Linked DNA regions of Homo sapiens: region 1 is linked to region 2. Evidence: read pairs that join two places in POLR2A ChIA-PET (ENCODE). Cell type or tissue: B cell. All regions are shown on one strand. Each heading gives the region's core, and the rest is flanking DNA. Links, peaks and the distances in the headings are about the cores only.

Region 1 (2,922 bases), core at 292-2,791, 54 kb after region 2:
TTAATATCTATGTCATGAGAAAGCACAAAATTGTAACTCTGTACTCCTCCCCACTAATAAAACTGAAAGGTCCTTTTAAGCTTGAAAATAATATACCCACATTGCATTATATTAGGACTTACAGGTATAAGCCACTGCAGAACCATTTTCTGACAACACTGTGGTAGGTCAAAGAAAATGTTTAGATCCAAAAAATGAGATTACTGTAAGGAACAAGTATACCATCAAATAGATGGAGTAAATGGTCCTTTTTTTCTGAAAACAGAAACACATCCTGGACCTTACAAATGATTATTTTGTACTATCCCATTCATAAAATATTGTATATATAAATGACAGAAATCAAAATCATTTTCCTTCTAAAATTAGCAATAAATGCTATAGTGCCATGTTAGATTATTTTGTGTCTCCTTTGCTAAGTTAAACCAAAGTATTCATTAGCTAATTCATTCACTCAATAGCCTGAAACACAAAAGTCCTCCAGACAACTAGAGAAGAACTGGATCATCCCATAGTTTTAAAAGAATACATTTATCATAAACTATAAACTTTATTATGTACAATAATCTATTTGATTTAAAGCTAACAAAGGATGATTTAATTAGTATATTTTTCCATAAATTTCACTTGATCATAAAACAAAATAAATGCAATTTAAAAAATTATATTCAAATAAAAGGACAGATTCACAAATAGAAAATTCAAAGCCTCAAAAAAAAAAGAAGAAGGATGGGTTTTCTCCCCCAGAAAAAAATTTAAGGGTAATTAGACATTGGCTGAGTCAATAATATACATTAATACATTAATTTAAAAAAAAAACAAAAAAACAAGCAAAAGGGCACTTGTTCAAAAGAGCAGACTGAATCATAAAGATCTTTTGCTTTCCGAAGTGCCTTTGAAATGAGTAAAGACACTGTAAATTTTAAAACACCCTTAATAGGCCTAGAAAACAAGAAATGGGATAAATAGCAAACCAGAAAGTTTAAAGAAATCCTAGGTAAAATTTGCATGTACAGAAAAATCCCAGCAGCTTCAAACATCAGAGAAAAAAAGAAACCCTTTTCAGGAAAACAAGAACACTAAATTCAGAGTCAACAACAATAAAAAAATCAGCGAAACTTATTAAACCAGAACAATATAAACAGATCATTCCTACTCTACTCATATAGAGCATAAGAGGCCAGGTACCTGTCATGCCCTCAGGCTGAGAAAGAGAACCATATGCCTCTTTTTCTGATACGCATCTTATTTTGGGTGGTAGGTACTAAGAGAACCAAAGAGGCATACCAGCAGATCCCATTTCAGAACCCAGAAGCCTAGGGAGGTGAGAAGCTATGCCAAGGAGTAAAATATACACGGTGCTCAACCTCTCCTGGACTCTCCAGGTACCAATGCTGCCTTCTAGTCTCCTTGCTCTGAAAGACATGCCTGTTAACAAACCCACCTATGTTATTTACAGCCCACTGTCAACACTGTCATTCAATTAAGCTGTTGAAGCAACCCTACCAAACTGCTGAAGAAAAGTCAAGAACATTACTTCTATTAGTCAATTTAGTCATCATAAATATGAATCAACAACCAAGGATCACTGGACATTTGAGCAAACCCAATTATCATGGAGGGGAAAAAAAGAACCAATATGAACACATAACAACTGACTTTAGGAAAAGGAGATAAATTAGGAAGCAGAAGAGAATTTGGCCAAATGCTAATTAATGGCTTTAGAAATATTCAAAAGGATACCACATTAATTAAAAAATGGGTTGCCAGAAAAAAGAAACAAGAAAGAATCCTTGGAAGTTAGAAAATTACTAACGTTGGCCGGGCGCAGTGGCTCACGCCTATAATCCCAGCAATTTGGGAGGTTGAGGTGGGTGGATCACTTGAGGTCAGAAGCTCAAGACCAGCCTGGCCAACATGGTGAAACTCCATCTCCACTAAAAATACAAAAATTAGCTGGGAATAGTGACGAGTGCCTGCAATCCCAACTACTTAGGAAGCTGAGGTAGGAAAATCACTTAAACTCAGGAGGCAGAAGTTGCAGTGAGCCGAGATTGCGCAACCGCACTACTAGGCTCTGTCTCCAAAAAAAAAAAAAAAATGCTGATGTGAAGAATTCGGTGGATAGATGAAAAACAGAATAGACATTGCTAAAGGCCAACCTGGTGATCTGGAAAATAAGCTGTGAAAATACTGTAGAATGAAGAGCAAAGAAAGATAAGGAGATGGAAAATAAGAGATAAAATGGTAAGAGACATAGAGGACAGACATCTTTTTATCAGGTCCAACATCTTTCTCATCTCTCTGTTCAGAGTTCCAGAAGCAGAAAAGAGAGACAATGAAAGGAAGAAATAATAAAAGAAAAAACTGTAAGAAAATCTTACAGAACTAAAGACCATTTTCAAATAAGTTAGGGCTCACTAAGAATTCTTGTGAAATTCCAGAACATCAGTAAGAAAGAGAAAATCCTACAAACTTTCAGAGCTAAAAATAAAAGCCACCACCACCAAAATGTAAAACCCCAAAACCCAAACAACAAAAGAAAACCAAAACAATAGGTTGTCTACAATGGAATAAGAATAATAAGACCACCAAAAAATCTAGCTGTGAGTATGCAGGAATGCGGGAGTTCAGGCACTAAGGCTTAGTCTCAGCAGAGATTTCTATACTTCTCTAATGTTGGCTTCACCAGATTTCAAGGAGCTAGCAGCTGATAATTAACAGTGAGAACAAAAGAAACAAACTGTTTAACAAAGCAGAAAATACATTTACCATCCATGCATTCCATATAAAAGACTTATCCAAGGCACTATTTCAGCAAGATGAAAAAAAAGTATGAAAAAGAGATAAGATTGAAAAACAACATGTTAAAGCTTAGAGAAAGCAAATAAAGTTTAAAGAAACAAGGAAAAGAGACCCCCC
Region 2 (2,922 bases), core at 290-2,789:
TGTTTGGGATTTCTGGTGGAAATCACAGAGCCCTAGAGCTGACAGGGGCATGGAGGGGCGCGAGAGGGGCTCATGGTCCCTAGGGAATAAGCGTTCTGCGCCCTGCGGCACTGAAAATAACTCCGTGACAGGGAGCAAATCATCGCATCTTTATGAGTATCGGTTCCCACTTTTAAAAATGGAGATAATAATAATGGCACCTCTCCTACTACAAAAAGGTTATGCTGAGAAACAAGAAGAGTGGGCTGAAGTAGCAAAAAGTAGATTATGAAAGGGTGAAGATAAAGTGCAATGCTTTAACTATAAACGTGTTAGTCTTAGTTATTCTGTGTGCCTACCAGTAGACTAAATCAGTTAAACAGCCACAAAGATTTTGTTTCAAGAAATTTGGTTTCTGAAAGTTTGTTTTGCAAGCATCGCAAAATGACTTCCTCAACCAGAAGTTTTTCCAGGCAGGACCCCATGAACAGTATTTTCTCTGTAGGAAGAGGCTGTAAGAAGAGAGATGCATTTTTATCTTGGGCCAAGAGGGAGCGGATCCACTTCTCAGGCACTGTGGTGAGGATTTGGGGTGGCTGGGGTCAGGGTGGGGCATACTCCTCCTTATTACTTCCTGTGCTCAGACCACAGCCCTCAGAGGGGCTTAGAAGATTTAAGGGACATGAAGAGCCAGCCAGAGAGCCACAGACGAGGCAGAGGAGAGGGACAGAAATAGATGCACACAGAAAGATGACGACAGAGAAATACATACAGAGAGGGAGATAGACAGAGCCAGTGAGAGACAGAAATAGCCAGTTACCAAGAGAGACAGAAAGATTACAAAGATAGACACAGGAAGAGAGAGAGGGAAAGAGAGAAAGAGATGGGGGAGACATCATAATCATAGCAAATACTTATATCACACTTATTATGCGAGAGGAAATAGAAGAGAAGATGAGATTCAGAGAAAAAGAGTCACAGGAGAGATGGAGGAAGGAAGTGTGAAAACAGCAAGATAAAGGGCAGAAGCTGGGGGAAAGGAGGAAAAGGAGGACCAGATGAGAAGGGCAGCTCTCCTGAGTCTGTGTGTGTGTGTTTGCGAGAGAGAGAGACAGAGGGAGAGGGAGGAGGGCGAAGGCAGCTCTTCCTGCCCTCCCAGGGAGCTGACAGAGGCCCTCATTAGTAGCTGCAGGACTCGAACAGAAGGGAGGAGAAAAGGCAACAGAAAGAAAACTGGAGATTGTCCCTGTTTTGTGTGGATTTGCTGCAAAGGGCAAACTCATTTGCAAGGATGACAGATCTCAAATTAAAAAAAAAAAAAAATCCCTCCAAACCCCCATGGCTTAGACCGAGAAGCATAAAAAGGTATGAGAAGTTTGGCAGTGCCCTCTTGCTGGGAGCACGCAGTGGGGACTTGGCCCAGTTGCCCTGTGGGCAGAGGGCTGGGCTGTCAGGACAGAAATCACACCCAGGCCCAGAGCTTTCCATCCACTCCAGTGGGGAGGGAAGCAACAGCCACAAAATGACAGGGACGCCAAGAGTCCCGCTCCGCTCTATTGTTATCACACGAATTTCTAGGCAAAAATAACAATAATTGCTCCCTTGTACTTAGCACTTATTATATGCCAAAGGCAGTGCTGAATTTTTTCATGCATTATCTCATTTAGTCCTTACATAGCCAAATGAGGTAACAGCTCCCATTTCACAAAGGGGGACCATGTCTGTCTGAGCATATTCTTAACTACTCTGATATGGGTAATAACAATGTTGAAGGAATTTGAAAAGAAAAATATGCCCATAACTCCACATTTCCTTACACATGTAACCAATTTCTTTACACTTTTATAATAAACTCATACTCTATACTTTCATTTTTTCATATACATATCATCACTCTCATTATCATCATTATTACTGTGTCACCCCCCTTGCCTTGGACTGAAAGGAAGACACTCTGCATGGAAATTATTGTCGTGCGTCAGGTCCCTCGGGATCTGTGTTACATCCACGTGTACCCAGTGAATGTTTCCTGAGTACTTTGATGTGTCAAGCCCTGTGCCAGGTCCTGGGGTAAGTACAAAGTCCCTGCTCAGCCCAGTGTGAGAGATAGAGAATGCAAAAACTCATTTGCATAAAGCATTTATTTGTAGGAAGCACTCATTTGCATAACACACTCATTTGCATACCTGAGATGGCCTCTGCACCAGCCCAGGCTGCAGAGCCTGGTCCAGGTTCCAGGATAATGAGAATGATGGTGAGAACTTGACCCAAGGTTGTCTTTACTTTTGTCTCCCCCTGAAGCAGCCAACAAGAAGTAGCAAAAGGGACATAGACGAAGATGCAGCAGGGAAAAGAGGGTTCCCAGAGCCTTGGCCCAGTGCTCTGTGGTCCTGGTAGCTGGTGTGGATTTCAGACCACCAGGATGGAGGAGGGCGGAACTGCTGCCTCATTGCTTGGGAACTCCCAGCCTCGTCAGCCACCAGAAGCAATAGGTGTGACTCAAAAAGGCAGAAATCCTGCCACTCAGCCTGGAATGTCAAGGTTCTAGGCCATCACCGTGCAATGGAACCTTGTGCGATGCTGGACATGTTCTCTATGTGTCTTGTACATAATGGTAGTCTGTAGGTGCATGTGGCTGCTGAGCACTCCGTAAGTGGTTGATGTGCCTGTGGAAACAGATCTTTAATTCTATTTAATTTTAACTAATTTAATTTAATGTTTTTATTGTTTCATTATATTTTAATTTTTGTGGGTACATAGTAGGTGTACATATTTATGGGGTACATGAGATGTTTGGATACAGGCATGCAATGTGAAATAAGCACATCATGGAGAATGGGGTATCCATCCCCTCAAGCATTTATCCTTTGAGTTACAAACAATCCAATTACGCTCCTGGAGTTATCTTAAAATGTACAATTAAGTTATTATTGACTATAGTCA

The links. ChIA-PET counts read pairs that join two places held together with the same protein. Peaks named below come from ENCODE experiments on the same cell type or tissue, not always from the same donor. Only the 100,000 strongest peaks of a DNase experiment are listed, where the experiment ranks them.
Region 1: POLR2A ChIA-PET joins it to region 2 with 5 read pairs; 2 of 35 experiments call an interaction of 5 or more read pairs at or near these places.

The regions. Positions count from the first base shown.
Region 1 is chr13:43,071,761-43,074,682 of GRCh38, reverse strand. All of the region lies in intron 3 of DNAJC15 (DnaJ heat shock protein family (Hsp40) member C15), which reads right to left. Among named protein-coding and RNA genes, the nearest start is that of LINC00400, 40 kb to the left of the region's middle. In B cell, for the core only: no CTCF peak of the experiment used is centred there; no DNase peak of the experiment used is centred there; H3K27ac peaks cover 240 bases.
Region 2 is chr13:43,125,798-43,128,719 of GRCh38, reverse strand. All of the region lies in intron 1 of LINC00400 (long intergenic non-protein coding RNA 400), which reads right to left. Among named protein-coding and RNA genes, the nearest start is that of LINC00400, 14 kb to the right of the region's middle. In B cell, for the core only: no CTCF peak of the experiment used is centred there; no DNase peak of the experiment used is centred there; H3K27me3 peaks cover 367 bases.